Linked DNA regions of Homo sapiens: all the other regions are linked to region 3. A link is a loop called in an ENCODE intact Hi-C map of the cell type or tissue named here. Cell type or tissue: OCI-LY7. All regions are shown on one strand. Region 1 overlaps RFTN1 (raftlin, lipid raft linker 1). Region 2 overlaps BALR6 (B-cell acute lymphoblastic leukemia associated long RNA 6). Region 3 holds the start of TBC1D5 (TBC1 domain family member 5). Region 4 overlaps TBC1D5 (TBC1 domain family member 5). Region 5 has its middle 310 kb from the start of SATB1-AS1. Region 6 overlaps PLCL2 (phospholipase C like 2).

What was found. Hi-C counts contacts between places; a loop is a spot of excess contacts. Peaks named below come from ENCODE experiments on the same cell type or tissue, not always from the same donor. Only the 100,000 strongest peaks of a DNase experiment are listed, where the experiment ranks them.
Region 1: it touches region 3 in a loop (5-fold over the local background); 2 of 110 quality-filtered maps call a loop at or near these places.
Region 2: it touches region 3 in a loop (5-fold over the local background); 2 of 110 quality-filtered maps call a loop at or near these places.
Region 4: it touches region 3 in a loop (13-fold over the local background); 3 of 110 quality-filtered maps call a loop at or near these places.
Region 5: it touches region 3 in a loop (6-fold over the local background); 3 of 110 quality-filtered maps call a loop at or near these places.
Region 6: a loop joins it to region 3, with 4 times the contacts of the local background. A loop is called at or near these places in 2 of 110 quality-filtered maps.

Annotation. Positions count from the first base shown.
Region 1 is chr3:16,375,508-16,380,507 of GRCh38, reverse strand. RFTN1 (raftlin, lipid raft linker 1) reads left to right here. Exons shown (of 10, transcript NM_015150.2): 5 at 2,406-2,790. Among named protein-coding and RNA genes, the nearest start is that of OXNAD1, 110 kb to the right of the region's middle. RefSeq lists an enhancer at 1,474-1,563. In OCI-LY7, CTCF peaks have their summits at 2,123 and 2,322; DNase peaks (open chromatin) are centred at 487, 1,987, 2,427, 3,197 and 1 weaker place; H3K4me3 peaks cover 4,735 bases; H3K27ac peaks cover 5,000 bases.
Region 2 is chr3:18,221,458-18,226,457 of GRCh38, reverse strand. All of the region lies in intron 4 of BALR6 (B-cell acute lymphoblastic leukemia associated long RNA 6), which reads right to left. Among named protein-coding and RNA genes, the nearest start is that of SATB1, 200 kb to the left of the region's middle. In OCI-LY7, no CTCF peak of the experiment used is centred here; DNase peaks (open chromatin) are centred at 807, 2,277, 2,697, 4,287 and 2 weaker places; H3K4me3 peaks cover 4,329 bases; H3K27ac peaks cover 4,714 bases.
Region 3 is chr3:17,739,812-17,744,811 of GRCh38, reverse strand. TBC1D5 (TBC1 domain family member 5) reads left to right here and starts at 2,181. Exons shown (of 23, transcript NM_001349074.2): 1 at 2,181-2,331. It overlaps LOC105376975 (a long non-coding RNA gene), which reads right to left and starts at 1,868. Exons shown (of 2, transcript NR_135536.1): 1 at 1,694-1,868. RefSeq lists enhancers at 1,765-1,834, 1,792-2,495 and silencers at 1,955-2,264, 2,495-2,694. In OCI-LY7, no CTCF peak of the experiment used is centred here; DNase peaks (open chromatin) are centred at 2,031, 2,641, 3,941 and 4,471; H3K4me3 peaks cover 4,215 bases; H3K27ac peaks cover 4,202 bases.
Region 4 is chr3:17,193,643-17,198,642 of GRCh38, reverse strand. The region is part of intron 19 of TBC1D5 (TBC1 domain family member 5); the gene reads left to right. Among named protein-coding and RNA genes, the nearest start is that of PLCL2-AS1, 140 kb to the right of the region's middle. RefSeq lists a silencer at 2,046-2,095 and an enhancer at 2,276-2,385. In OCI-LY7, a CTCF peak has its summit at 2,646; DNase peaks (open chromatin) are centred at 2,232, 2,632 and 3,272; H3K4me3 peaks cover 1,890 bases; H3K27ac peaks cover 3,458 bases.
Region 5 is chr3:18,748,669-18,753,668 of GRCh38, reverse strand. No RefSeq gene overlaps it. Among named protein-coding and RNA genes, the nearest start is that of SATB1-AS1, 310 kb to the right of the region's middle. In OCI-LY7, no CTCF peak of the experiment used is centred here; DNase peaks (open chromatin) are centred at 1,958 and 2,888; H3K4me3 peaks cover 2,763 bases; H3K27ac peaks cover 3,843 bases.
Region 6 is chr3:16,894,679-16,899,678 of GRCh38, reverse strand. The region is part of intron 1 of PLCL2 (phospholipase C like 2); the gene reads right to left. Among named protein-coding and RNA genes, the nearest start is that of PLCL2, 12 kb to the right of the region's middle. In OCI-LY7, no CTCF peak of the experiment used is centred here; DNase peaks (open chromatin) are centred at 1,988, 2,678 and 3,072; H3K4me3 peaks cover 2,347 bases; H3K27ac peaks cover 3,479 bases.

The sequences.
Region 1 (5,000 bases), 1.4 Mb after region 3:
TGTGGGAGAAGGGCAGGTGTCTGTGTCCAAGCCTCTCCAATTCCTCCAGTCCCAGTGAGGAAGGGGAGGGCTAGGATAATGCCCTGTGTCTGGAGTCCTCGCCTCTTCACTCTAGATGACAGCAGTCTCTGCAGGGCCGCAGAAGCCCAGGACTGATAAGGAGAGAGGTTAGAGATACCGTCTTTGTGCCCCATCCTTTGGCGCACTTGCCATATGTAATGTCTAAACTAAGTTTCAGTGCAACTGCAAAATAAGTGTGTTTTCACTCATTTTATACATGAGAAAACTGAGGCACAGAAAGTTTATATAATCTACTCTGGTTCCTCAAGATGGTGAGTCACGTATCTGGGGCTCCACATCAGGCCTTTCCAAAAGCCTTTAAACTTCATGCTATTTCCGTGACTCTAGTTGAGACTGGCCTATGGTTGAGCCCTCCATGGAAGCAGTTATTAAAATGCTTCAGAAGTCATAGCTGTTTCCTCTGCAGTAAGAGAGTAATAGCAGAAGCTAGTGCAGGTGTCTCCTCATTTCATTTGAGGGCTGTAAAACCCATTGCCTTTCTCTTTTGGCATATGTTGCCAGAAAGCTCAGAAGTATGCTTTGCATGCAGTGGCTTTCCTCAGCCTCCAAAGTTCTTTGGTATAATTATTTCCCTGCTATTTTCTTTTAAAATTTGTGTTGCTGTGCCTTCTTTTAGGAGCTTTATAGAATAATTTTTAACATAGGTGGATATCATAGATTAATGAGGGAAAAAATTTTCAGAATGGAATAGATGGCTTTAAGATTTTTTTGTCTTTTGTTTTTTTTAACTTTTGAAGAGTGAATTGAGCCAACTCGGGGCGTATGAGTGGACACATACATGCCCATAGACATGTATGTAGTTGATGCTTTGACATGTGTCCACTGAGTCTTGTGATTAAAAGAATGAACTTTGGCCCAGGCCAGACCTGGTTTTGCACTCTGGCTACTCACTGCTTGTTTTATGACTTTAATGTCTCTGGGCTCCAGTGTCCTCATCTGAAATGGAGACAATGATACCATGCAGCATCATTGAAGGATGAAACGTTTTGTTGTTTTAATTTATGTAAAATGCCTAGCTCAATGCCTAGACATAGTAGGTCTACAGTAGACAGTAATTACTACTATTCTTATTTTATGTCTAGCACAGGCTAGGATTTAAAGACTGGACTGCATGTTTGCAACTGCAGTTTTCCAGGTTGCGCAGTGTGGAACAAAAATGACTTTCCATTTAATGTCAGGGTGGTTCTTCCGAGGAGAGCTGTCAGGGCAGCTTCTCCTTTAGAGAGAATACCTCTGTGCTGGCAAAACTGACTCTCAAATGAGGGTAGATTATCATTGCAGAGGCCTCAAGATTTTCTGAGGTCATCTGCTTAGAGCTTGGTGACTAAGACTTAGACAGCTCTGAGGTCTGCACCGCCTTATTTATTTGTAAAATGACTTAAGCATCCTTGCCTGGAAAGTCCCCTAAAGGCTACCTTCTGGCTTTGGCTGGCTCTTGCTTTATTTTATTAGGTTATTTATTTTCAATTTTTCTTTCAAACTTATGACTTACATTCAACCCAATTGCCTTGGGCTATTTTTTAGGGAGAGGGAAAGTTCAAGTACCTCGGTACTGCAGGTGGGTGTTCATCCCCCATCCCGTTGGTACAGGGAGTGAGAAGGAACCATCACCTCGCTGCTGATGGTGTGGACCAGGACTTGGAGAGCCAAGAGTCAGTCTGTGGCTGTGGGCTGGGCATGATCTGTGGGCTCCTTTGACCTTCCCTAAGCCTGAGAGCACCAGGGAGCAAGGTGTCCATCAGATGATACCTCTCAGGGAGGATTTGCCCACAGCCTTGGCACAGGGGTGATTTTCCCACCTCTGCCCTTCTCTGCCAAAACTATTGTCCAAAAAGGAAGCTCTTTGGGCCATAAAATGCCATCTGTTGTTTGTATATGGTTATATAGACAAGCTGTAGTTATACAGTAGCCTGATGGGCAGGAAGTCAGTGATTCGTCCGAAAAAAAGTGACAAAAAAAACTAAACTCTTAATAAAACAAACTTCCTCCTTCAAACTCTTTGTTTAGAACTTTTTCCAGCCTCTTTAAAAAATGTTAATAAGGACTAGTGTAGTGTTTCAAAGTAGTGATTTCAACTCTTCAAAGCCAAATGCTTTATCTTTCCATCAGACAATATAGTTAAAACAAATTAAAAAAACTGTCTTCTTCAGACTAGGGTGTGGGGGCAGGTGCCCCTGAGGACATGGAGTTCCTGTCAGCTTGGAATTCTTCTCCTGCACCTGAAACAGCCTCGCAGGCCTCGGGGAGGCGCTTTGCACGCTGCACGTGTCCCTTTGATAGACCATTTCATTCACTTGTTTCCCTTCCTTTTGTTTGCCTCACAGATCCAGGAGGCTGCAAGCCAGGGCCTGAAATTCGTTGGTGTTATACCTCAGTACCATTCCTCTGTGAACTCGGCAGGCAGCAGTGCTCCGGTGTCTACTGCCAACAGCACCGAGGATGCCAGAGATGCAAAAAACGCACGTGGGGATCACGCGTCACTGGAGAATGAGAAACCGGGGACTGGGGATGTGTGCAGTGCTCCGGCTGGGAGAAACCAAAGCCCAGAGCCCAGCTCAGGCCCCAGAGGGGAGGTGCCCCTCGCCAAGCAGCCCAGCTCACCCTCCGGAGAGGGAGATGGTGGAGAACTTTCACCACAGGGGGTGAGCAAGACACTGGATGGACCGGAGAGCAACCCCTTGGAGGTGCATGAAGAGCCACTCTCAGGGAGTAAGTATGTCAGCAATGGGAGTTTTGACCCACTTAAAGAGCAGCTAACAGCTTTTCATTAATCCCCATGGTATCTCAGAGAAAAAGGAATGGAATTTAGAGTGTAGAGACAGCAGTCCATCAAACAGGAGAAACTTTATCAAGCAGTTATCTGTGCCACCTGACTGTTTACTTACTGAAGTTATGACTTCTGGGGAGTTCAGAACCACATGAAATTGACTTGCAGTTTGCTCCAAAATGTCACGTTTGAAGTGGATTCTAGACTGTGAGCTCTTTTATCTCCTGTGCTCTCGAAATTGCCCTTGAATTATCCAGTTTTCACACAGGAAGTGTCAGCCTGCCAGGCACCGATGAAAACCTACACACCACCTGTTAAAATACTTGCCTAAAGCAAGACATTTTACAGCTGAGCAAACTGGGGTTTAGAGAGGAAATTTGTTGCCCAGTCTGGAAATAGGCAGTTCGGGCATATGAACCCAGGTGGACTTACCCACCATCCCTTCACGCCTCTCTGCTTGGTCTTTCCTGTGTGATAGACTAACAAGATTTGCCGAGGCCCTTAATAAGATTTACAGGGAGCAAAGTTTCCCTCCGTTTCTCTGTATTTCCTTTTTCTCTACTTTCTTCAGGAAATCAACCATCCATATTTCCCCCTTTCTCCAGGAAATCTAGCATCTGGTCATTTCCTGAGAGCAAGGTACTTACATAAGCCATGTAAGTAAGAACAAGTATGAAAACTAACAGAAGACCCCCAGGGCTTAGGAGGGCTTTCTGTTTAGGCCTTTCTGGATGATCTCCCTGGTTAATATTGTTATTACCATTTATTTACGAATTCTTGAATTTAGCCTCTTACAAGTGATAATGAACAGGTGGTGCTTCCAGAAGGGAAAACAAGGAGAAACAGTTTCTTTTGTTACATCAGAACTTCTTGAGAGGAAAATTATGGGATGGTTAATTCCAGGGGCTTATTTGCAAAGTTGATTTAGAGGGAGATATTGGAGCTGCGTCAGTTTTGTGATGTAGTAAGACTATTGTTTAATCAAGGCATTGAGCCTTCTTAGTATGCACTGAAGTAGAGCCCTTCATCTGTGTGATTTTTCGCTGTTTGAGGCACATGCCTGCTGCCCTCATGAAGTAGCTGAGCATGCATTTAAGCCCAGTGTGTCGTCCTCATGAACGCCCAGGTCTTAGTCCAGAAACCTCCATCTTCTCATGGAGGCTGGGCTGGATGTGTGTGCTCTGAATCCTGGGCAGGAAGATGGACCTCACTGGAGTCCTTCTGTACGGTCCAGGACTGTGGGAGGGCGAGAGTCAGGCCAGGCAGAGGCCCCCAGGAGAAAGGGCAGGAGTGATGGAGAGGTGAGGAGCATGGTGCTCAAGAATCTAGAGTATACATTCCGGCCTGCCTTCCGTGCCTCAGTTTCTCACCCTTTGAAATGGGGATAGAACGATAGTTTCTCATGGAAAGGTTAAAGTTGTACATTTAAAGCACTCGGCACTGTTTGACTCATGAGTATGAGCTGCTATTATTGGGGTACAGGCTCAGTAGTCCTGACACTCGACCTCCACCTCTCATGGAATCCTGGCTTTGAGAAAGGAGGCAGTTACTATTGAGGTTTCCTCAGTAGCTTTCAGATGCTTCCTGTGTTCCAGAGCCCACCTTCCTCCGATACTCCTTCCAGACTTCCTGCCTCCTGTGAGAGGATTATTCACTGGGGAAACTTGTCCAAGGAACTTCCGCAGGTGCCCAGGACCTTCTTGCTACCCCGTGGCCACTCACCTTCCTCACCCAGAATCTCCCCTGATGGCTGAACACAGAAAAATTGACACCCAAAGCATCTTGGCCCCTATCCCATCACCCAAGTCCCTGTTCTCTCCTGGAGAAACAGACCCTGCTGGGGAGGAATGGGTGAATGTGTGTGTTTCTGGAGGTGGTCAGCCCACCAGTGGATGAGAATTTCAGCTCTGCACGGGTAGGCCAGGAGGAGGGATTAAAGCCTCCTTCGAGCCCAGTCTCCCTAGGCAGGTAAACACTGCCTGTCTCTACACATAAAGCAGTCCCTTTATCTCTCTGCTCAGGCTGCGAATCTCTGAAATTTAGGCAGCTCACTATTATCCCTTTTCCCTCCTTTGATGGAATAGATGAGCTTTTGGGTTTTTCATACAGGGATCATTTCACATATAAGCCTTTCAGTGGTCACGATGGCAGT
Region 2 (5,000 bases), 480 kb before region 3:
GAGCTTATTATACTCAGAAATCTGAGAGCCAGATAAAAGAGAGATCTTGCCTCAACTTCTCTGACAAGGAGATAGGAAGGAATAGTGTAGGCCCAAAACTTTAGGGCTCAGATCCTGCAAAAAGTCATCACTCTTCATCTATTCAACTTCCTGTCTTCATAAGTATTAATTTTGAAACGAATGCGTAAGTTGAAGCTTTTCTTTAAGATTGACTATACTTTGTCAAATGATGGAAAATGCTTTTAGCCAGAAAATCTATTCTTTATCATAAGGCACTCTTCATAATGGCTTTTTAAATTCAATGTAATTTGTTTTTGGAGTACAAACAGGTTCTGCTGCTCAATTGGTAATTCAGGATTCGTTTTCAAAATAAACTAAAGACACATTCGTGATCACCACATGTTACTGAATGTCTATCCAAACATCTAACACGAAAGTTTTGAAAAGTTAATTTTCTGACCATTCCTCTGGTGTCATTCTTAATTCTGTCACCTTGACATCATGTTGACTCCTTCAGGAAGCAGTGTTAAGAAAAGTGAAAATGTGTCATCAGGCAGTGTTGTGGGTGAATGTACTACTCTGACAGCATTAAACTTTTATGGATGTGTTTATGTATCATACATGTACAAGTCAGCAAGTCTGTATTAGAAATAATCTGCAGAAGCAATAAATTAATGCTGTATTACTAATATTAGTTTACATGTTCATCAAATGGCTCCATGTTTGTGACCAAAATCCCCCTCCACATGAGCTATCCAGCCTGTTCCTGCCCTGAAGCTGGCATGTGCCCTTTTCAGCTCTGAAAAACCTCAATTTGCATAAAGGTCCTCAGCCATCTGAATTAGCTTTGTTTTTGTGTGGAACTGTAAAGGTTGAGTGGTAAGGGCTTAAAGAATCTCTTAAATAATTAAATGGAGTAAACAAAGTGACATCTTGAAGAGTGAGTTTTTTTTTTCTCCCCTTGGGAGAAAAATAGCAAATTCCTTAAGATAATACATTAGATAGAAAGGGGCAAACATTTTTAATGAATAGAGTAGGGTTTGGAGGAGTGTTGAAGAAGCAATGCAGGTTTTTGGCTAGCTACTTCTGGTGCCAGAGATGGTTTTTGGGGTCTTCTTTATCAATGTGGTGGCAACATCTGTGAAAAGTGAAGATTTAAAAAACAACATTGCAGGCTGTTACAGAGGATACTAAAGATGCATCACTAATGACATAGAAGGGTGTGTGTGTCTACATAGGAGAAAATGGAGTTACCTCTCTCAAAAGTGTTTCATGAAAGAACAAAGATGACTGCAGGACATAAGGGATTTTTTTGAGGTATCATACTGTTCTGCCCACCAGCTGATGATGAAGCTATAGATAATTTTCAAAAAAGATAAAAATTAACAAAAAGTGAAAACAGGAACATTTTCTGATGCTATTGATAACTTAATGAAAATGTAAAGAGACTTATGTGAAACTGAATTTTATTTTCCAAGGGATAAAGGAGAAACGTAGACTTCCAGAGCAGGTTCATTTTTGCTATCGGAAGTATAGCTGAATAAGGCAGCCTCAAATGAAACCTAGAGCCAAAGGTTTTCTTCATTCCCTTCTAGTGTGTCCATAACTCTCCTGGAATCTGTGAGCTTGCAAGACAATCTAGCACACATTTGAGCTTTCAAGATGCATGGCACATCCAGACTCGATGTGGTGTTAGTAGCTCCTGTCATTAATAAATTCCTTTGCACAGTGGCTTCAAACTACCTGTCCACCAATTGCTTTCTCTGTTATTTGGTTCCCCTTATTTCTCGATTTTCTGAATGTCAGAACTTGGCTAAACAAAATGAAATACAACTTTCTACATGTAACCCTTTTACTTCCTCATTTCCACATGGCAACATATTTTCTTACTCCAAACACTGCAGTCCTTAAAATTCTACTCAAAACCTCTTTCTTCTATAAACTTCATTCAGTTTCTTTTCATTTCTTATAGTATCCTTTCAGAATTCATTCATTCATTCATCAAACTTTTTTGGAGCACTTACTATACATAAGGCAAAAAAAAATAGGATCGGAGACTACAGAGATGAACAAGTTGCATTCTCTACTCTCAAAGAATAAATCGTCCAACTGTCTAGACGGGCAATAGATTGTGGTAACTGCAGTGAGAGAAATATCTAGGAACAGGGGAGTGCACCTGAGGGGGTGTCAGTAGAGAGACAGGCTAACGCGGAAGTTTCCTGAAAGATACGATGTCTGTGATGAGTCTTAGAAGATGAGTAGAAGTCAGCCAGGCTGGGCATCCCAAGTATGAAGGTTAGTACCAAGCCTGAAAACAGTATACTAGAACTTCTCTTCACATTGACGCTTTTGTTGCCTAAGTGTTCACAATAGTCTGTCTTGGTTCCACCTTCAGGCTGACTTCAGACCATCTGAGGGAGGAATTAAGTGAGATAATGGGTTTATCACAAAGTGGTGGGAGACAGCTTCTAGAATTCTTATTATGATTATTAAACCTGGTTTCTGCTTTATCTCTTATTTTCCTGAAGTACCATTAAAGTGCTCTAAGTACCCAAATCTTGCTATTGGTTTCTTTACTCCTCTCTTGTCACTCTGGTAGCAGGCAGGGCAGACCTCGGCTACCAAAGTGAGAATGAGGACTCAAGGAGGAAGTGAAAGATGGTCACAGAATCAAAAAGCATCCCCAGACTTCCTGTTGGGAGCTCTCTGCTAGTGTCCCCAGGGTGTTGACAGTAACTGTTCTGGGGGATGAGGCGAGGGAGGGGTGCAGTGGGCTGCAGAAAGACACAGCAGCTGGCTTCATTACTACATCCCTAACAAAGGGTCTCTATAAATCAGACAGGAGGGAAGTGTATGTTTGGCAGGGGGAGGGAAGTTGGTGGGTGCTTGCTCTTTGGCAAATGGTTTAGAACTCATTGGGGCTTACAACCATAATCTACTGATTTGGGAGCCATGGACAAAATCTTTTCTTTTCTAAGCGTTATACTAACAGTGAATATAGATTTTGTTTTCTGGTTTAAATGTGAAGCAAAAAGACACATGATATGATTTTTAAGTAATATGTTCTTAAGTCTATTTCGTTTTAAGCAACTCATCTTCACCAAAAGTGCATCATTAAAACTGGTGGTAAATATATGTATACAATTTTTAATATAAATCTGCCTCTCAATCAGTTTCCACATCGCCTGTACATTTATATCAGATCTCTGAAGCCCACTGAACATTAGCAAGAGAAGTGTGAAAAGACAGAAATAGTATCCAGTCCTTGCAGAATGTCTCATTTAGCGGAGTGGGGAAGCTGAGGGGAAGAAATAGTAGTAATATTTTTTGTGTGTGGCCCCATTACTTTTTCAAAGCATTTTCCACCTTTAATTTAGTTGTGACTTCCAGCTGTTTTTGACAGATGGGAACACAAAAACAAGTAGCAGCCAATCAAGTGACACCCAAGCCACGTTTCCTATAGCTGCTGTATCCCAGGCTTAGTCTTTGCTTTCCTCTGCCAAATCCCTCTGCTTTCTTCACAATGAATGCAAGTCTCTGATCACACCTCAAAATAGCCAGCACATTCCTCAGCCTAGCTTTGTGACCAACGTCAGGCACCCAGAAAAGCTCCAGGCAGAAGTCACGAATTTCACAGCCCACTGGGACCAAAGAGGTGATTTAAGAGAGGAAAGTGGGCAGGGTGGAAGACAGCATGAAGAGGTGGGAACCCAAGAGAATGCAGGCCCCCCTGAAATACAGTGCTGTGATGGAGTGGACTTCAGAGGGCCGATTATACACATCTCTTCCCAAAGCTCTTTTCGGTGTCCTCATCTTGGTAAGTCAAAATTGACCATTTACGCCACAGGAATTGTCAAACATTGCAAATCAGGGCTTCCACTCCACTCCCAGAGAGTTGGTTATTAAACATTTACTTGCACACCAATGCATAAGAGCATTCAAATCCAATTCTTAATTACTGGTGTATGAGCCAAACAAAACTCATTTGCTCCTGTGTCTGCCCCAAGGCTCCAGGTTTGAGACCTCTGCTCTAGGGGTTAGGCTGTCTTTGGCATGGTGACAAATTTGAATCTTTGTTGGTTCTCCTACTCTTTCCTTCTTTTCTCCCCTCCCCTCAACTTTCTGACTTCTGAAGGAAAAGACCAATAAAGTAGCTCTACAAAATTACTATAAAGGAAACAATCTAAAGGAAAGAATACAACTTACCAACAGGTGTTTGGATAACTTCAGTCTGAGTTACATTCTCTTGGTTGAAACTCTTCGGCCCACCTCTATTGTTAACACCTGTGAAATTGTTCAGTCAAATAATCCCACAGCCCTCTCTGTCTCTCGAATGTGTAGTCTGTTATATTTCTTGTCAATGAGGCAGCACAGAATTCATTTAGAGGGCCATGTGAAGTGTTTGTAAATAACAAATTAAGATTTAGTTCAAATATCTCTGATGGGGTCTTGGTGTGCTTACCAGGTTTATGGATCTGTCTCATGGGAATGCACTTTACAAAGTCGCATTTGTGGGTTGTTTATCCAGTTAATAAAGGTATACATTATATATTTGTCATAGATATGAATGGAAGAAAGGGAAATAATCACTGGAAAAAGCTGTTTCAGATTTTTGCAAGTTGAAGTACTGTGTTAAAGAAAATGGAATAATATGACAAGTATTAGATACTTCATTAGCTAAAATAAAAATAATCATAAGTATTACTCTATTGTTTTTCTTTTTGTGAAATGATTTTCAACCAACATTGGAAAAGCTTGGTAAACAAAACTCGTGGACTGTCTAAAATCAGGTTCTTACTCTGGGGTTCACAGACCCAGGATGTCTGTGAACTTGAATGTAAAAACAATTACAACATTATTTTCACTCATTTCCAACTGAAATTTAGCATATCCTTCCATTATGAATAGAGTCAACAACCTATGGTACTATTAGCAGTACCTGTCTGTCACTAATAGAAATCACAGTTTTTTTTTTCTATGAAATTACAGTTGCTGTAGAT
Region 3 (5,000 bases):
CATTTAAGTAATATGGAGAAGGATTGGTCTTTGTGGTAAACTGTTTCGCAGAACACAAAAAGGTGGTGGGATTTCTTAACTATTTCTGTTTCCCATGAGTCTCTGGTAAAGTTCAAAGTTGTCACTGCAAAGCCTTTTTTTTTTTTTTTTTTTTTTTTTTTTTGAGACGGAGTCTCACTCTGTCGCCCAGGCTGGAGTGCAGTGGCGCGATCTCGGCTCACTGCAACCTCCACCTCCTGGGTTCACACCATTCTCCTGCCTCAGCCTCCCGAGTAGCTGGGACTACAGGCGTGTGCCACCATGCCTGGCTAATTTTTTGTATTTTTAGTAGAGACGGGGTTTCACTGTGTTAGCCAGGATGGTCTCAATCTCCTGACCTCGTGATCCACCCGCCTTGGCCTCCCAAAGTGCTGGGATTACAGGCGTGAGCCACCGCGCCTGGCCCTGCAAAGTCTTTAAAGGCCTAGGCCTAGAAGTGACAGAGAGTAATTTTTGCCATATTTGATTGTTTAAGGCAGGTGACAGGTCCGGCCCAGACTCAAGGGCAGAGGACTATACATGGGCATGAATACTGGGAGGCACAGTTAATTGTGTGCCATAAGAAAATAGTCTACCACAAGGTCTGAATCTTGGGCTGAATATTTAGAATGGGATGCCATTAGCATAACCTGTGTGGTAGCTGAAACTATGAGGTGGGATCAGTCTGTGGGTGTATACAGTGGTAAATGCAGAAAAGAGTCCAACAGCTTTGTAAACATTTGAGAATGGAATCTTGAGGGTTGTCATTTTCCTAGTTTCTCAGAAGCCTCTGTTAATCCTATTTCTTCATATACATTCATCCCAGGATTTTCTGTCATTTTGTTGCTAGCCCCATTTCTTGACTATCATCTCAGTATTCACCAGTCTAACAGTGATGATGACTGGTCTAGCCAGAACTCCCAATTAGGGAGTTTTTACATTTTATTTATTTGATAAATAAATAAATCTGGCCGGATTAAATCTGGCCACAGGCACTAACTTAACCTGTTCAGTTTCTGCAACAGAAAGAGGGGCAACAGAAAAAGAGGGATCTCTGTGTGAAGTGGGGTGTTTGTCCACAAAGGTCTCCCACACAGGCATCTTCCTCTGAAGCTAGATAACCTTCAGAAATCTGACCTTTCTCTGACTTGGTTTCCTTTTCTGGACTAAACAGTATCAATTTTCGTTGGAGCTCTTTGTGAAGATAAGCTAATAAAATACCATAAATCTCTTTTACTAAGTGAAGCATTTACCACTCTAATTAACATTATGATTTAAAGGCTTTCATACTGGGGAAACAAACACCACCTTCCCACGTGCTTGGGTTAAAGGGGATCTTAAATCATGATTATGCAGAGACCAAGGGCAACGATAAAAGTTTTAGACATTCCCTGTGTTCTGATAGTCATCAGACGTTTAGGGAGATACTACAACACTGAAGACCCTGTCCAAGTTTATGAGATAAAGATAGAAACCACAGTCTAGTATTGTGGGCTTGTGAAAAAATAACTCCTAACCTTTATCTTTCTATGGGTTGTACTACAAGGTAGGTCTGCACAAAGTGCTAGTGACTCCTCTAAAGTAGGCAGGGGTAAGTTTCACGGAGAAAGTGACAGATGAGCTGAGTTAGAAGCCTACTCAGCCACAGAAAAATGTGGCATGGAAGGCCATTTACCTGTGACAAGGAAATGTAAATTCCTTGGCAGGAGAGCCAGGATCTCAGGAGAGTCCCTGGGACCCTCTGCTCCCCTTCTCAGTCCAACCCTGGGAAGATAGTTGGTGGATGTGAACCTCTGACTAAGACCCAGGAGCTGGTTCCCAGCCTCCAGCCGCGCGCCGGTTGGAAGCAGGGAGAGAAGGGAGGGGTAAAAGCCCTCAGGCGCATGCGCTCAGCAGCCTGCCGGCTCAGCCAAGGAGAGCTCTGCCCGCGGCTCACTCCCCACCTACTCGCTTCTCGCGCCTCGCGGGCCCCAGAAACCCGGACCCGAGAGCGAGCGCGTTGCGCTCGCGCGCAGACTTCAGGTCCCGTGCGGGCGCCTGCGCACGAGCTTCCCAGGCGCGCGGGCCGCGAGGTTATTAGAGGTGGAGCGCGGGGAGGGCGCGCGGCGGGAGGCGGCCGCCGTTACGGCGCGAGCGTGGTCACGTGGCCGCTGGTCACCGCCGCCACCCCCTCCCGCCCTGTTCTCTTTCAGGTCGGGCCGGGCCCGGCCGCTTCCGCGAGCGCCCTGCAGACTGAGGGAGAGAGAGAGAAAGAGGAGGGGAGGAGGAGGAGGATTCAGGGAATAGGAGCTGGGGAGCCCTTCTGCGCCACAGGTAAAATAAAATAATGATGATGATCGTAAAAAAGCCCAAGCCCTCTGAACGCCTCCGCCTTCCTCCAGTGCAGCCCCACATGCAGTCGTTCCCGCCCCGGCCTCCCACTCAGCCTCAGGACAGGTTTCGCCCCCCTTCGCGCCGCTGCTGCAGCCGCAGCCGCCGCCGCCTTCTCACGGGAGGGCCTGAGGGTGCCGCCGCCACGGCGGACGGGTTGCCGCACCGCCCCCCGTTTGTGCGCCTCGGAGTCGGCGTCGGGGGTGGATGGCGGGAGGGGTGGACCCTTCAGCTCCCTGGCGGGCAGGGCGGGCAGGGCGAGCTGGGCGGGGTGGCTGCTTGCAGTCTGCCTGCTTTCCCTGCCCCAGGAGGTCGGGGTCTAGACTGGAAGGCCAACTGCAGTAAAGGCAGGGCCTGGCGGCTGGACTAGTGCTCAACTTCCTACTTAGTAAATTTCCATGTTCATTTGGGCCCCGGGAAGCACGCTTCCTTCCCTAGCCGGAAGCGAAACGGGCCCTGAATCCTCAAACCTTAATAGTCTTTAGAAGAGAGAAGCCTTGACTTCACTTTTGAGGAAGGGAACCGTGACCTGGATTTAGTACGACTTAAGTTTATTCACACGTAAGAAACGGAGGTCTTTCAGGATAAGAGCAAAAAAAAAAAAAAAAAAAAAAAAAAAAAAATTCGCAGGGAGGGCAAATCCCGCTCCCCACCCCGACTTTTCCTGGAAAAACACACAGACCTTCACTACAAGATTCGATTCTACAAGTGACCTAGAATTTGTTCGATACCAGTTACTCGTTTTAGTTACAGGAATTATAATCTGTGTTTAAAGTTAACATCCTGTAGGTTTTTTTCGAATAATAACTTTCTGGAAAGAGTTCATTTGTCAACTCTGAATTGGACAAAATCCTAAGATTTTAACATGCAGGTTTCACACGTTTGGACCAGGTTGCCTGGAATTTCTAGACCCGGTAATTCTTTTGTAAACCTTTATAAGTGTTGTGCTCTTGCACAAAATACTTAAAGCAGGAAGCAATAAATAGGTATTGTTGAAAAATGAGCCTTTGCTATCGGTGGCAAAGAAATTCATTTATATATTGGTTTTTCTCTTTGGGCTTTTCTGATTCCGTGTCTTGGTACTTTTCATACCATATCTCTGAATTCATTTGTAAACTTGAGCATTTTTAATTTTTACAGCTATCTGCAGTATCACAGAACACTCAAACCTTAATGTGGGTGGGAATCACTTGGGGCTCTTATTAAAAATGCATTTTCTGGTTCAGTAGGCCTATGGTGCATTTTGATATTGTACATTTCTGATAACATGTGCAGCTGGACAAGGGACTATCTTTGAGTAGCAAGGAAGTGGATAACTTGTGTGCAAATAAATAAAGTGTTGTATTTATCAATAAACATGTTCTTTTTAATAACTCACCCCCGGGTGTAGAGGTGGCTTGGGAGAAGGGGCAAATGGCAGGATGAACTGAGAAAGCTTTCAGAGTGAGCAGGCTGAGTCTGGATTCCAGGGGAGGGGATAGGAAGAGTGCAAATATTGTGTCTGTATGCTGTATGGTGACTGCATCACCTGGTCTGTGAATTTTCCATTAGAAGCTTGGTGTGCTGTTAGGTGAAAGACTTGCTCAGCTATGCGTCATTGGGTTTTATCAACATATAGGCGAAAAAAATCCTGGTCTCTGAGTGTACAGCTGAGATGAAAATTTCTTTTATTGGAGGAAGTATTGAGTGTGTGCTCTCAAATGCGGCCTCAGTTGAGTAGTGCATTCCTGAGTTTTGGAAGCAAATTTGCAAACAATTGAGAGTCGTACAGTGGGTGTTCTAACTGGATTCAGGTTTTTTCTAATGTAATTTTTTCACACGTAAATTAAAAAGTTTAGAAATGTCACACATAACTTCATAACACTTTATGGAGAAATGGTTGTACTTTTAATTTTTTTCTTTTTATTTATACTCCAACTGACTGAGCAGAGGTTGTACTTCTAAATAACTTTGTGGAAGTTTTTAGTACCATAATTTTTATAATTTTCATTCCAGTCCTTTGATATTTATGACAGTACTTCTGAAGCGCTTACTGAGTGCCGGACACTGTTGTAAGTGCTTTACGGAACTTGACTTTTTTTTTTTTTTGAGACGGACTCTCGCTCTGTCGCCCAGGCTGGAGTGCAGTGGTGCAGTGGCTCGATCTCGGCTCACTGCCACCTCTCCCTCATGGTTTCAAACACTTCTCCTGCCTCAGCCTCCCAGGTAGCCAGGATTATAGCCGCCCGCCACCACTCCCGACTAATTTTATTTTGTATGTTCTTTTTTAGTAGAGACGGAGGAGTTTCACCATGTTGGCCAGGCTGGTATCGACCTCCTGACCTCAAGTGATGTGTCCATCTCGGCCTCCCAAGGTGCTGGAATTACAGGTGTGAGCCACTGTGCTCGGCCTACCTTTTTTTTTTTGTTTTTTGTTTTTTTGAAAAGGAGTTTCGCTCTTGTCCAGGCTGGAGTATAATGGTGCGATCTCAGCTCACCGCAATCTCCGCCTCCCAGATTCAAGCGATTCTCCTGCCTCAGCCTCCTCAGGAGCTGGGATTACAGGCGCCCACCGCCATGCCCGGCTAATTTTTGTATTTTTAGTAGAGACGGGGTTTCACTATATTGGCCAG
Region 4 (5,000 bases), 550 kb after region 3:
TCCATTCACCAACATCGAGAGGAGAATGACCATGTCTTCTAGGGCATTTTTTAAAGGTAGGTTTGCCAGATAAAACACAAAATGCCCAGTTACATTTGAATTTCAGATAAATAATGAGTAAATTTTTTAGTATAAGTATCTTATATTACATGGGACATATTTATACTAAAAACTTTATTTGATGTTTATATGAAATTCAAATTTAATCCTATGTTCTATGTTTTTATTTCTAAATATGGCAACCCTATCTTAAAGGCGTTTTCAACAGCTACTCACCAAGACTTCCTTTATGTCTTATTGGCCAAAATTCCTAGATTACCCTTAAATCCATCAGGCCCAGCCACTGCCCACAACTGTAGATTGGGTTGGAGGGGGCTCATGGCTGCAGGGCCCTCTTGGGAAGGAGACACAGGGAACACCAGCCCTAGCCCCTATAAAGAACAATAGTACAGGTAACACTTCTGTTTCATAAACACTGAGTGATACCATGATGTCTAGACTAAAACTTTTCTGCAATTACCTTTCTGGAAAAAAATATAAATTTGATTTTCATGAATGTATTTATCTTCATTGAACAGTCGTCTTCAGAACTGTTCTTTTTTTCTTGAGACAGGGACTCATGCTGTCACCCAGGCTGGAGTGCAGTGGCACAATCTCGGCTCCCTGCAACCTCCACCTCCTGGGCTCAAGCAATCCAACCCCTTCTGCCTCCCAAGTAGCTGGGACTACAGGCGCGAGCCACCATGTCCAGCTAATTTTTGTATTTTTTGTAGACATGGGGTTTCACCATGTTGCCCAGGCTGGTCTTGAACTCCTGAGCTCAAGTGACCTGCCTGCCTCAACCACCCAAAATGCTGGAATTACAGTCATGAGCTACTGCACCCCATCCAGCGGAATTGTCAGTTCTGAGGTGACAAATGTTCCCCAAAATCACTATGCTATGCAAAGACATGCATTAAAAACCACAGGGAGTCTAGGCACAGTAACTCATGCCTGTAATCCCAGTGCTTTGAGAGGCTGAGGTGGGAGGATTGCTTGAGGCCAGGAGTTCAAGACCAGCTGGGACAACATAGCAAGACCCCATTTCTACCAAAAAAAATTAGCTGGGCTTGGTGGCACACACCTGTAATTCTAGCTATTTGGGAGGTTGAGGTGAAAAGATCGCTTAAACCTAGGAGTTCAGGGCTGCGATGAGCCATGATCACACCACTGTACTCCAGCCTGGGTAACAGCGAGACTTTGTCTCTAAAATAGTAATAAAAATAATAAGATAAAAACCCCAGGGCTTGTGGGGAAAATTGGATCGAGGTACAACACTAAAAAAAAAGGTCATCAGTGCCACATGAAACAAAGTAGGAACCTAATAAAAGTGGTAGAGTGGTTTTACACGTTAAGTGATTAAGAAATAAATAGTGCAATAAATATGATACTTTACCTTGAAAAATACCTGAAGCTCAGTTGCGGAAGTGGACATTGGAAGGGTTGCAGCTTGTGAGTCACTGTGAAGTGGTGGAGGAGAGTTATCTGGATGGAATCTGATGGATTTGGTTATGGAAGTAGCCCATAACACACACGGAATGGAGGTAGCTGGCAGATATCTGTGTTGCATGCATGTAGGCATTTTGTGTATTCCTGCATTCCTACGTGTAGCTGCGTTCATCTATGTGGAGTTTTCTGCATTCACCCATTATTTCTTGAGGATGATGTTGTGTGTAAGCAAATGTGAACTTCGGGTTATGCTCAATTATTCCCTAATACATTGATCTCATTGAAACAAGTTCACATTTTCAAAACAAGCATTATAACGGAACTGACTCTATACAGTTCATGACATGCAGCTTCTGGATTTGGCGAGTTGGAGGAATGAGAATATAGAAAGGTTACACTCTACATAATTTTCTTGTTCTCAAGTAACAAACCCATGTTAATTAGAAATTTTAGAGTTAATCCATTTTATTAATGGTCAACATATACCCAAAGTATTTCACGACACCAACGTGTGCATCGTGTATGTCTGACTCATATGCTTTGACTCCTCATCAGAATTCTGCAGGAGCCCTTCTCCCTAGGATAAATCCCTCAATTTTAAGGTATGCCCTGTAGGGCCCTTTACAGTCTCACCCTGTTCAGCCTTATCATTAGTCCTCCCTCTTACTCCTCCCCAGCCCCTCAGGAATGCATAGCTGTTTCACTTCCCTTAAACCAAGCATGCTTTCTCATACTTCTGTGTTGTTTCCCTTCACTGTCTCTTCTGACCAGAGTGATTGATGTAGCCACAAAATAGAGTCCCTTCCAGTCTCAGCCCAAGCACCTTGTGTCCCATGGAGCCTTCTCTGCTAGGAGCTTTCAGCACTTGTAATAAGTAGCTGGGGCCCTAGTTAAGCTGCAGATTTCAGAGCCCCTCCCCAAACCTAAAGCAGCAGCATCTTGAGATGGAGGGTGTCCTACGTAATCTGCAAATGTTTCCCGTTTTGAATGTCAGAGAACTACTTGTGTTTACTTATAAGGCTCTTGCAGGCGCTTGTCACTGTATCTTCTGTGCCAGATATTGTGTCTGGCACTCAGTAAACGTTTAGGAATAAATGAATGCTGTTGAGGGTTTTGTGTGTTGTGCAAGTATTGAGATGTCTTAGGCTTTGCTCTGGCGTCCTCTAGAGCCTGAAAAGTTGCTTCATTTCTCAGCAGCATTTACCAACCACTTATTTAAAAAGCTAATAGGAATTGTTGGTATTTAGTGAGAGATGGGGTATAACTTAAGGGATGAACTAACAAAAGTATGATAGGCATATGAATAAACCAGGCAATTTAGAGAATTATTTCCTTCTCACCTTTTTTTCTTTCCAGAAGTCTCAGAAGTGGTAATGTTTATGTTAAAAAAAAAAAAAAAAGAAAGAAATATCAAGGCTGTTCCAAAACTTACTTGCTTTTACCAGTTGTTACTTAAAGTAGTTCTTAAACTGTACTTGATCCTCAGCTTGGATTTGCTGCAGGGTACGGTTTTTTGTCTGTCTCTATTGGGACATTATAGAGGTCAGTTAGCCCAGAGAATAAGTTGTGCAAGTGTGTACATTTCATCTTCACACGGATCAATTAGCTTTGTCATAAGAAAAACAGTCTTGGCTCAGGCCCTTCTATCTGGGCCAGCCATTGTGCAGATGCCTACCCTTGGTGCCAGGAACAGCAAGGGAGAGCACGCAGATGGTTTTGCCCAGCCAGCATTGCTATGAGAAACTCAGCTGGAGGCCCTGGTGCTGGCTGGCTGGTTTCATCAGTTGGTCTTATCACGTGTAAGTGGGGAGGGGGAAAACCCTTGTTAAGTAGAGTAACATCTGTGTTTATTGTCCTGGTGGAGGAGAGAACTACATGGGTTTCCAAATGATTGGTCAGGTTGCCTAATTATAAAAACACAACACAGAAATGACAGCATAAAAGCCCAAAAGATGGGAGCATTTCTCCACAAATGCCATTTAATTAGACTCCCATACATAAGCACTTCTAGGAGACACCTTTTATACCTTTTGAATTTTTACAGGGCTAAGAAGACATACCATATGCATATAATTATTTTAAACTGCAGTTATAGGACTTTTGCAAATAATGAGGTTTGTAACTCTGCAAGTGAGGTTTTATTCTTCCTCTGGTTACACCTATGTGAAGTTGGTCCTAATTAAAGGTTTTATTTCAATTTCCAGTATATTTATTCCAGATTGTAAGCTTATTTACTTTACTTTAGATATTTGTAGCACATGATCCTGTTTTCTGGCACCGTTCTTGTCTTTTCTGTTTACTTTATTATTTTTTGTAGGCAACTTCTAGGAAAGCAAAATTAGATTAAAATGGCTCACAATGTTAAAATGGCAGTAGGTATAAAAGCATGTTTCTAAAGGCTAAAAGTTCTTAATAAATATTACTTATGATTTTTTCAGAAATCATATATTCAGAAAGATATCTTCTGAAAATCAGGGATGAATTTAAATACCATGAATTATGGAAGTATTTTTGCCATTTCCTTTTCATTGCATTTTATGTTTGAAAAGCATCTTTTATTCTCTGATACTTAATACACAGCCTTTGTCAAAAGTTACAGAAGAGAGCATGCATAATCCAATAAAATTAATTCATATTTCACTTGTTTTTAATGAGAAATTGTATAAATGTTTGTGTTTACAATAGAATAAACTGATATCTAATGGTCTAAGAATTAGCTCTAAATAGAATAATAGAGCTACTCAGTACAAAACTAACTCAGGGAGATTGGAAGGCTCTCCTGGAAGCTTGTCACCCTGCTTCTCTCCCCGCTGCATCCTACTCCATGTTGAGAAGAGGTCTTTCGGACTGTCACCAAATACGCTTCTAACCATGCAGCCATCTGTTAAAATTGCCTTAGATCAGATAGATAGTAAAGTACTTCACAGCCTTCCTAGAATGACGGGAAGAGATATTCAGAAGTAAATATTAATAGAAGGTTAGCGTGAGATGAGTTATTTAAATCCTTGCCATCCAAATTGTGGTCCATGGACCAGCTGCATCCCATCCCCTGGGAGATTGTTAGAAATGCAGAATCTTAGGCCCCAACCCAGACCTACTAAATCAGACTCTGCATTTTAACAAGATCCCCAGCTGATTTTTATTCATATTAAAGATCGAAAAAATTGATATTAATAACATTAATTGAATACCAAATAAGGAATGAGATTTTCTACATATAAAGCAAGCTTCAAATATATCCTAGTGTGAGCATGTTCTCCTTGTAAATGGTGGCTAAGTGCTAATAGTTATAGAACACCTTCTGTAAGTGTGTCCTCTGTTCTAAGCATTTTACATGTATTAGCTATTTTAATCCTCAAGCAACGCTATAAGGTCACTGCTAGAATTGCTTCCTATTTTACAAATTAGAAAACTGAGGGAAATAGAGTCTGTGGTTAGCGCTATCTACAAAAGAAGTTATTAGTCATAACTGGGCAATGAAGAATTTCTGCCTTATCAGGTAGACCCGAAGA
Region 5 (5,000 bases), 1.0 Mb before region 3:
TTGTGTGTATGTGTATGTGGGTATGTGTGCGTGTGTGAGACAGAGAGACATGGGGAGTGGGAGCAGGAGGAGGGGTTGCATATGTTGTCTCGTTTGAAGACAATCATATTTAATGGAAATAATGTGGCATTCTGTGGCATAATAAGGCAAAAGAAAAGGGCAATACTGCCAGCTGCATTGTGGGTATAGGCAAAATCCCTGACCTGGTGATAAGACTGCAAACTATTGCGCCAGAAAGAAAATTGTACAAGAAGTAAATTATCTTGCCCAACCCTCCCTACACACACACACACACACACACACACACACACACACACACACACCCCTACCTTTAAAAGAAGCATAATTGTTAATCTGCTCTTTAGTAGAAAAGACAGATGTTATGGAAATAGTAAGCCACACTCTGCTAAGAGTGTTCTGTGGAAAGAGATTCCATAGGCAGCACTCTACACGGGAAGATTTAGGCAATTAAGCAACCGTTGTGAGGCATGCAGATGAATAACACATGCTAAATTAAATCAATACCAAACACTGTGTTGGAAATAGGTTAATTGTTTATTTTAAACTTCATGGAAGGAAAAAAAAAAAAGGAAGCAACAGTGGAATTTGTCAACTACTTGGAGCAGTATACTGGCCTGGATTAACCACAGCAGCCCAAAGCACAGTGTGCCCCATAAAGTCCTGTGTATGGGCCTTTTAAAACATTGTTTCTACACTTAAACAATAATTCCAAATTTATTTTAAAGAAGGTGGTGGGTGCATGTGGGATTTGTATAAATTTAAATATCAAGATGTTGAAATATTGCCCAGTAATTATGGATATTCAGGCTGCGTCTAAGCCCTGAAATTTGTGCTAGTTTACCACATTTATCCGCGTAGACTTAGAGAAGAAGAACAGAGGGGCTTTCCCATTTGTCATCTAAACTGATTGATAAGTAAGAGTCTGCAACATTATGTGAGTGAGTCAAAGGCAACAGCTGTCAAGAGATATCTTTATGTCATTTCAAAGAGTTAGGAATTTTAAATATTGTGAGGTACAAAAGGGCTGGTAGCTGATGAATTTCTTTAGTGGAATGTTTACATGTGCAGAATAAACAAATGCATGCTCTGCTGTTAAAACAACAGAGAGAGCAACAAGGGGATAGCCTATAGGTTTTAGTATGTATCCCATAACCCCAAATGCTCATTTTTGCATTTGGAAGATGCAGAAAACAAGTAAGAGAAGAAGGCTCTCTTACTGAGTGTTTGAAGGCTGCTACCATGCTACATAGTTGTACCCAGTCATTATGCTTAATTCTCTTCATGAGTTTGTGAGAAGTGACGTATTAGTCTCATTTTTTACCACTGAGAAGACCAAAGCTCAATAAAGTTAAATGACCTAACCAAGATCACATGCTTGTCAATAGTGAAGTTAGGCCATGAAACCTGTGTCGGACCAACTCCTAAGCCCAGGATCTTTTCATTACTCCAGCAAGCTGCTGAAAACAATCTCAGGAAATGTTTGTAATTACAGCTCTGAGCCTGTATCATGATCATCCATATGCTGTGTGACCTTGTATTAACTATAGGAAGACAGTTCTTCTCTAAGATAATCCCAGGGTAAGTGAATATGTGTCTCATATACCCTTCTCATCACTTCATTACCAAGATAATTTGGCCAAATTGAAATAATGATATTAGATTCATTAAGCATATATGTGTTAATTTTGATTCCTTTCTATATATTTTTAGAACATCAATTAATGCAGCAGACTCATTGACAGGTAATTAGTAACAATTACAAAATGATCATAAATAAAATAAGACTATTCAGATTAAAGATATAAGTACTACTGGGCACCTAAGGTGACCTGCTTACAGAATTAGGGCCTTGAGTGCCCTAGCAGTAAAGTGGAAAAGGGAAATATGTTGTGTTACTGCTAGAGTTCCACATCATTGACCATAATGAAAAGAGCCACCTGCAGGTTCAGTTTCACCCTGGCTCTCGGCCAGTGATAACTGAGTTTGAAGATAATTATGTATGTCTTCACCACCAGCAAATGTTGGGAGAAAGGGCCTTGTGGAGTTACTATGTCCTTTTTCAGATTCCTCATTAGTGGCATAAATCATGGTGTTAGTCTGGGGTTCCCATGTTAGGTCTCCAGACACCAGGGTATCTTTATGGGTATCATTCATCATATGTCTCCTTTGTTCTTGCTGAAGCAGGAGATGGGGTGGAGGAGTGGGTAAGTAGAAGAGGATTTGTTTCTTTTACCTCCACTCTGTGATGTCCTGGCCTTGTTTCTATCCTCTCCTTTCTACATCAGAAGTTCTCCCAGGATAACACTCAACTAGGGCACGGCACTTGTAGTTAGTATGAAAAATACACATTTTTTTTTTTTTTTTGCTGGCAGAGATAAACTTTTCTTAGAACTCAGGAAAGTATTTATCACATGAATTCCTGAAAATAGGTATTTTATTTAATAGTAGACAATATATTCAACCTGGATTTGGGCCACCAAAAAAAAAAAACCTAAAAAATAGTACAAAAATAAATGGCACTTCTGTTCCTTAAAATGACTAAGGATTTCATTCATCATTACAGGTTTCAATATAAAATTCCATACACAGGACATTAAAGCTGGATCATTTTAGTTCTTTACTAGTTTCATTCTGTCATAGCTTATATGTATCCTCTGTCTATTTAAAAGTGAAGGTAACGAATTTTGGAACTGTGGAAGCTTAGAGCTAGAGAAGAATTCAAAGGTCATTTCATCCAGCCTTGTGACTGACCAGTGAGACAATGAGAAATAACAAACAAACAAAAACAAAAAACCCTGCAGCACTAAGAGTGTGAGGGGGCCAGAATGAGAACAAGGAAACCTTCCTAACCCCACAGGTGCACCTGTGAATATACTCTTTTAGCACCATGCTGTCAGGGGGCAGTGCCAAAGATTACATTAATGAATGAGTAGACTTGGAAAGAGATTGCTACTGTGTATCAGAAAAAATATGTTTGCTGAGTATTCTTTTTATTTTATTAAGCCTTTCCAAGAGTGCCTGACACATATAAGAATCAAATATTATTGTTACCTTCCACCCATTGTAACTATTGCTATTTTACCACAGGCTGTGTGATCCCTTGACAGGGATATGCCAAGGAGATTTAAGCATCAAGATAAGTAATTGGAATCAATACCATGCCAGCGAAGAAATGTTCTGTGGTGATGGTGTCACACAGTACCAGTGACATCTTGCTGATTTGCACAAGCATCTTACTTGTAGAATGACATCAAAATATTCTTTCAGAGATTCTGCTGTTCCCGTGTGTGTGTGTGTGTGTGTTTGTGTGTGTATATATATATGATTAAATTTCTCAATTATTAATATGAGGGAAGCTTTTAAGCTGTTTTCTTTCTTTGTATTCAACTCCTTTGTTGTCCCTCCCTCCCAATTCTGCCTCCCAACACCCAGGATTTTCCATGTCAGTCAGTGACAACAGTGATTATCCAATTTCTCACACCAGAAATTTGGAAATTAATCTGGATTGCTAATTTTGTCTTTCTGGCATTTTCAGTCCATCAACAAGTCCTACTGATTATACCTCCAAAATTTATCTTTCATCTTCTAGTTCCTCTTCATTTCCACTGCCACTGCCTAACCACCAGCATGTCTTACCTGGGCTATCAGGACTGTCTCTCCATTATGCAATAGTATTCCAGCTTTTTTTCTTGCTCTGCCTTCTATTGCAGCAGCCAAAACTATATTCTTAAAAATAAAATTAGATCATGTCTCTTTTCTGTGTAGAAAAACTCCTAGTTCATTTCTGCCTCAAGGTCTTTATGCTCTGCTATTTTACTAAAATGATTTTACACTCTTCACATGGCTAGTTACTTCTCAGCTTCCAGATTCCAGAATCAATGTCACCTCCTCAAAGGTCTTTACTACCCATCCCTTCTGCAGTTGGTCCCTTTGTTATTCTCTCTATATTTGTTTCTTTTATAGTGTTTGTCACAGTTGGTAATTGTTTTGTTTCTTTGTTTTTAATCTGTCTATTCTACCAGAAAAAAATAAGATACATGAAAGGGAAGGACTGTGTTTTTTTATTCATCACTTTATCCCCATAGCATATAATGAGGGTCCATAAATATTTACTGAACGAATGACTGAATGAATAAATGAATGAAGTGGGTCAGTGGCCATAAGCACTTGGAGCTACTTTTAAAAAGATGGCGATGAGACAAAATGGAAACTGAGAAACATCCTGTGAAATAATATTGAAGGTTTCTGCTTTCTTGTGTTGAGGAACAATGACTTATTCATTTATTGTTCCAGTACTTAGCTTAGTGCCTAAACAGCACACAGACTTCAGAAACATCTACTCCATGAATGAATGAAGTAACAAATGATGGGAACTTAAAGTTAAAGGAATGGTGTACATCTTGCCCTTTGGATGAACGGTTATGTGCAAAAACATGGCAGTTGTTTTGCAATTAAGGGTATTGTTGAATATGTCATTATGCAGGCAATGATTAAGAGTTCTTTTATTAGAATTCATTGTTTAATACATAGAAAGCAGGAGTCAGGCTTCTGTTCATCCATTTCTAACCTAGTTATGCCAGTGTCTTCTTTCATAATTACGAGCAGCTCATTGAACTCCTTGGAATCTCAGTTCTTTCCCTTTTTAAAAAGTTTGGGCATTCATGCTACAATCTGATTAATAACAAGGTTAATATCAGTAGCACAAACACTACTACTATTACTATTTCTAATATTAACACTAGCAAACTAATACTGAAAACTTACCATATAGATATGGTTTTCTGATATTATTATATTTAATTATCTTTACAATTGTAGAAATAAGACCACAAACTCATAAACATAGATTTTTTTTTTGTTTACATGAACTCCTAATTGAGGAAGAAATGAGGAAGACTGCCCACCCACCAAAAGCAGAGGCCATCACTTCTCATATCTTAATATATTAACTTTTAGGGATTCTTTCTTATATGAGTAAA
Region 6 (5,000 bases), 850 kb after region 3:
AGTCATGCGAAAAGTACTTGCCCTGGTCCCGAAAAGACATACAAGAAATCAAGCAGACAAGATTTCACGCACTTTTTACAGAAAAAAGAGGAGAAAACACAGTCTTCTGGACACATTTAACACTTCAACCAAGCAGAGGTGCAGACCCGAATCAGAACTCATGACTCTCAAGTTGCAGCTCTTGGTCTCCACAGGCCAGCTCCCCAACTAGTGTCCAGGTCTCTGGTGTGAACTTCTGCACAGAAATTCAGGGAATTCAGCCTCTGTACCTACTTGATACTCTGTTGTTGCTGTTTTCAAACATGACCCCAATGGGCTGCTCTGTTTAGATACAGCAGAAAAGCCTAAGGCTGGACTAACAGTCCTCTCTATGTAGAAAAGCAGCCCTCTTGTGAAGGTAGATGCTCAACTGTTCCTCTCCCTGCTGAGACGCTCCATCCATATACAGGCTAAGCTGTCTGCTGGTGTTGTTTCCACAGTGGCCACAGCTCCATGACATGCCTTGAGGCCAAGATTCAACTCACCACTAAAGTGAGAATCATGGTGCAAAGGGCATCCCCTCGATAGTGACAGATACACAGCACTCTGCAGCTTACTGTACCTTTCCTTGTTCCTCCATTCTTCTCTCTACCACCTTTTGAAGCACAACCTCCTGACAAACACGCCCCAGCACAGCACTAATGGTTACTGCCAAGTATTACTGCCAAATGGCCTGCCAAGGCGTGGGTCCCCGCAACCCCCTCCCCCTCCACCCTCCAACCCCTGCCACAGCTGGCTGGGGCCTCTGGCCCCAAGCAATCTCCTCATGTTATCTAGACAATTATATCATTTTCCATGTGTGACCTGGTGTGGAAAGGTTTTAAGTGCCATTTTGGAACATAACTAATAGATCCCGTGGTCCCTGTTGTTCCCAGGAATGACGGCCCTGAGAGTTGCCAAACTGTATCTGGGGACAGCTTTATCAAGCCCTGTTATTTTGGTGGTATCTTCTAAGCCATCCTCCACCTTGTCTTACTTTACTGTCTGGCAACCAGTAATGATGAGGACAGGTCAGGGCCACTGCCACAGAGGCCACACATCTCACCAACTTCCCAGTAAGGAGCCCAGTAGAACGCTTGCTATGTGGCTATGTGCCTGTTTCTCTCGCACTATTTCACTCTCTTGCTTCCAGACCCCTCCGGGTAGCATTCATACCCGGCAGCTATTCCTTAGGACAAAAGGGCTATTTAACTATTTTAAAATCTTTTTCAACAATACTTTTTTTCCTAACAATGAAGATGGGTAAGATCTGGCTAATTATGCTGTAGGAAAGGAAACCTCTCTTATTCTTCACTTGGTAAATATTACTGAGTACTGAATGTTCCAAAAAAAAAAGGCTGTAGATTTTCTCTCCCCAAAGAATATTAAAGTTCATTTCTACTACACCTCCCATTTAGAATACGTAAATAAAACTGCCTGTCAAAGGTATATGTGTTAACAATTGTGTCACAATCAAGATAGGGACAGCTTGAGAAAACTTTGCTGCTGCCAAACTGTTGGTGCCTCTCCGGCCTCTAAACAGGGGTCTCCAAGGACTTGGCCTTCCCCTCAGGTCACTACTCTTCCTTGGTGCCTACTCAAGACAAGTGAGGGGCACAAGCTTCTTGGCTAGAAGACTCATCCTTGTCAATGTGGAAGAGAAAAAAAAAATGACCTAAAAAAATAAATGGGAATGACAACCTCTAATAATTTGTGCAGTCCAGTTGAGGAGAAAATGAGTACACACTGCATAACTAAGGTTACAAACAAGTAACGACTGAAATCTTCATGTTACTGCTTTGCAGCCAATAAAATATGTTTTATAGATGCCTCAGGAGTTCAATGTTCATTCCTCTTTACCGCGAAGGTCAGCATGGCAAGAGGAAAATGCTCTAGCATTCAGAAAGTACACATTCACGCAAAGGTCATGACGTGCCAACCCAGATGTCAGCCCACCCTCGGGCGGAGCACTGGAGCATCACCAGATGGTTCACATCCTCCCCGCATAAATCACCCTTACAAACAGACACCTGTCTGGCAAGTGCCGATTTATAATCTTCTGTGAGTAAACAGCGTTTTTACTACACTCATTTAGCAAAGTGAAACATCCAATCACCTCTCTCTAGAAATAGTGCTAGTGCCTCTGCCAAACTAATTCTTTCTAAAGACAATTTTTCCTAGGGAGGCTCCTCCTTCATGCTGCAGAATGCCATGGGTACACCTATATAGTTTCTCTTGTGAGGGATGGACAAGAGCCCAGGGACTCGCCAGGAACTACAGGGACTAGGAGCTGCACAGTAATGATTAATCAAGGGGGATTAAGGCTCCAAATAACCAACCCAGGGCCTTTTTTTTTTTTAATTGACATAATTTTTACCTTTACCTAGATCAAAAAAAGACACATAGGGCAGACTGTCATTTTCACATATAAAATCTATTTCTCCAAATTTTACTAAGGAATTATTCCCCTTCATTGACATTTTATATCCCCTCCAAAAAAGGGCAGCTCGACTCCCTTAAAGAAAAACTCCACCGCGGCAAGTTAAGGTTTAATCCTGCCCCCTACACCCCACCAGCCACATGCTCACCAACTATCATCTGCAGGATTCCGGGAGCTGTTTGTTCTCTCATATCTAACAGAGCTACACAGGGAAGTCGAGAACCCAACATATAAGAAAGGTTTCACAGCTGTTGTTAACCCTGGCTATACTTTAAAATCTCCCAGGGCACTTTAGGAAACCCCCAGAGGTTCTGATTCAATTGCAGCCAGGTGGGGTCTTCACATTAGTATGTTTTAGAATCCAGGTAATTCCAATGTGTCTTAAAATGACCCATCTGAAGATTATTTCCCCTTCGTCCTTTCCTACCCAAAAGAATATTTAGATTAGGCAGAATAAGTGTTCAGTAGAGCTAAAACTCTCTGTTGACCGACCACCTGAGATCCTAGGTATGCTATTACTTAGCAGTGATCAAACAACTCTCCATTTTGTCCGTATATCTGGATAACTGGTTTTGCTCTGTTAACTGCTTTTGAGACCAAAAAGCTCTATCTAGAAAACTGTTATGTGAAGAGCAGGTGCTCCACAAACGAGTGGTTCTCAAAGTTTTATTATGAGCAGCACATTTTCAAATATTAAAACTTTCGAGTGCACCTGAAGCTCAAAACTACACTAAACAAATCATAAAAACTCCAAGCAATCACGACTGCAGTGTAAGATGACTGCAGTGACCAACACACTCTTCACTAATGTGTCAACTTTCCACCCAGGCCCAGCTCCTTTTGTGCTTTCAGTATATTCCAAGGAAGATCCAGTCCTCAGGCTCTTCCAGCAAGCTGCCCCTCTCTCCACCCACCCCCTCTCCAGGCCATCAACTAGTGCAGGGCTTTAGCAGGTCTCACCACGTACAAGTGTCCACAGCAGCAGAAATGTTTCACATGCTGATCCACAGACAGCAAAAAACTGTAAAAGGCACGGCCCTAAATAGTGCAGGAGGAAGTAACCAATTGGTATCTGAGTTTGATTAATGTTCACAATTTAATTGTTTGAATAAACTTAATTTGTTGCAGTATGATAGACTTCCAGAAAAAAAATCCTAAGTGTAAAACCTAATGGATTTTTACAAAGTAAACCCACATTTGGAATCACCAACCAGATGCAGAAACCAAACATCACTGGCACCCAGTAGGACCCTTGCTTCCTCCCTCAATTATTATCCCCAAGTGTAACCACTATTATAACTTCTACCACTCCAAATTAGTTTAGCTGCTTTTGAACTTTATATAATTATAATCAAAAATATGTATTCTTTTGTGGCTGGTTTATTTCCCTTAGCATTATGCTTGGGAGACTCAAGCAGTGCATAGGGCAGTCATCTGCTGTTTCTGTTCTTTCTTCCTTTTCCTCATAGGATTCCACTGTATGATACGCTATTTTATAAGATAGGCATTTGAGTTGTTGCTTTCAATTTGGGACTGTTAGAATTAATGCTGCTTTAAGGACTCTTGGAAATGTCTTTCAATATACATATGGAGTAACTCCTGTTAGGTATATACCTAGCCAGAAAGACAGTGTGGTAAGTATATAAGGACTTTATGTGTATGTAACAAAATAGACTCCAAAAACAGACCCATACATAAATGGCCACTTGATCTAGGATCGAAGACCAATGCAGTGCAGTGGGAAAGAGATTCTATTTTCAAATAAATGGTGCTGAATTAATTGGATATTTATATGGAAAGAAAATCTTTAACCCTACCTCACACCACACACACAAAATGAAATCCAGATCTAAACATGAAAAATAGAACAATAAGACTCCAGTGGTTAAATAAATGACTATCTTCATAGAATTAGGCTAAGTAAACATTTCTGAAACAGGACTCAAAAATAATAACCATAAAGAAAAATACTGATACACTGAACTTCTCTAAAATTAAGAATTTTCATTAAAATATACCCTTTAAGACAGTGAAAAAGCAAGTCACATACTAGAAGACATTTTCAACATATATCTATATCGATATAGATACATGTTTCAACATATATCTATATCGATATAGATACATGTTTCAACATATATCTATATCTATATAGATACGTGTTTCAACATATCTATATATGTTGAAAATGTCTTTTGTGATATATCACAAAACATATATATCATCTGAATAATTACATTGGCATTTAATATAAGCTATTAGCACGGATTGATAGAAATAAAAATCTAAGCGATATCCTTTATTTTCTTCAATAATAAACATTAAACCATATAAACAACTTGAATATATATATATATCACAAAAGACATATTCAGAAAATGTAAATTAAGTCCTACATACCATTTTTTTNAAAATAAAAACAACCTGACTTTTTAAATGGGCAAAAGACTTGAACAAGCATTTTCACAAAAGAGAATATCCAAATGGCCAAGAAACATATGAAAAGATGTTCAACATCATTAGCCATGAGAGAAATTCAGCC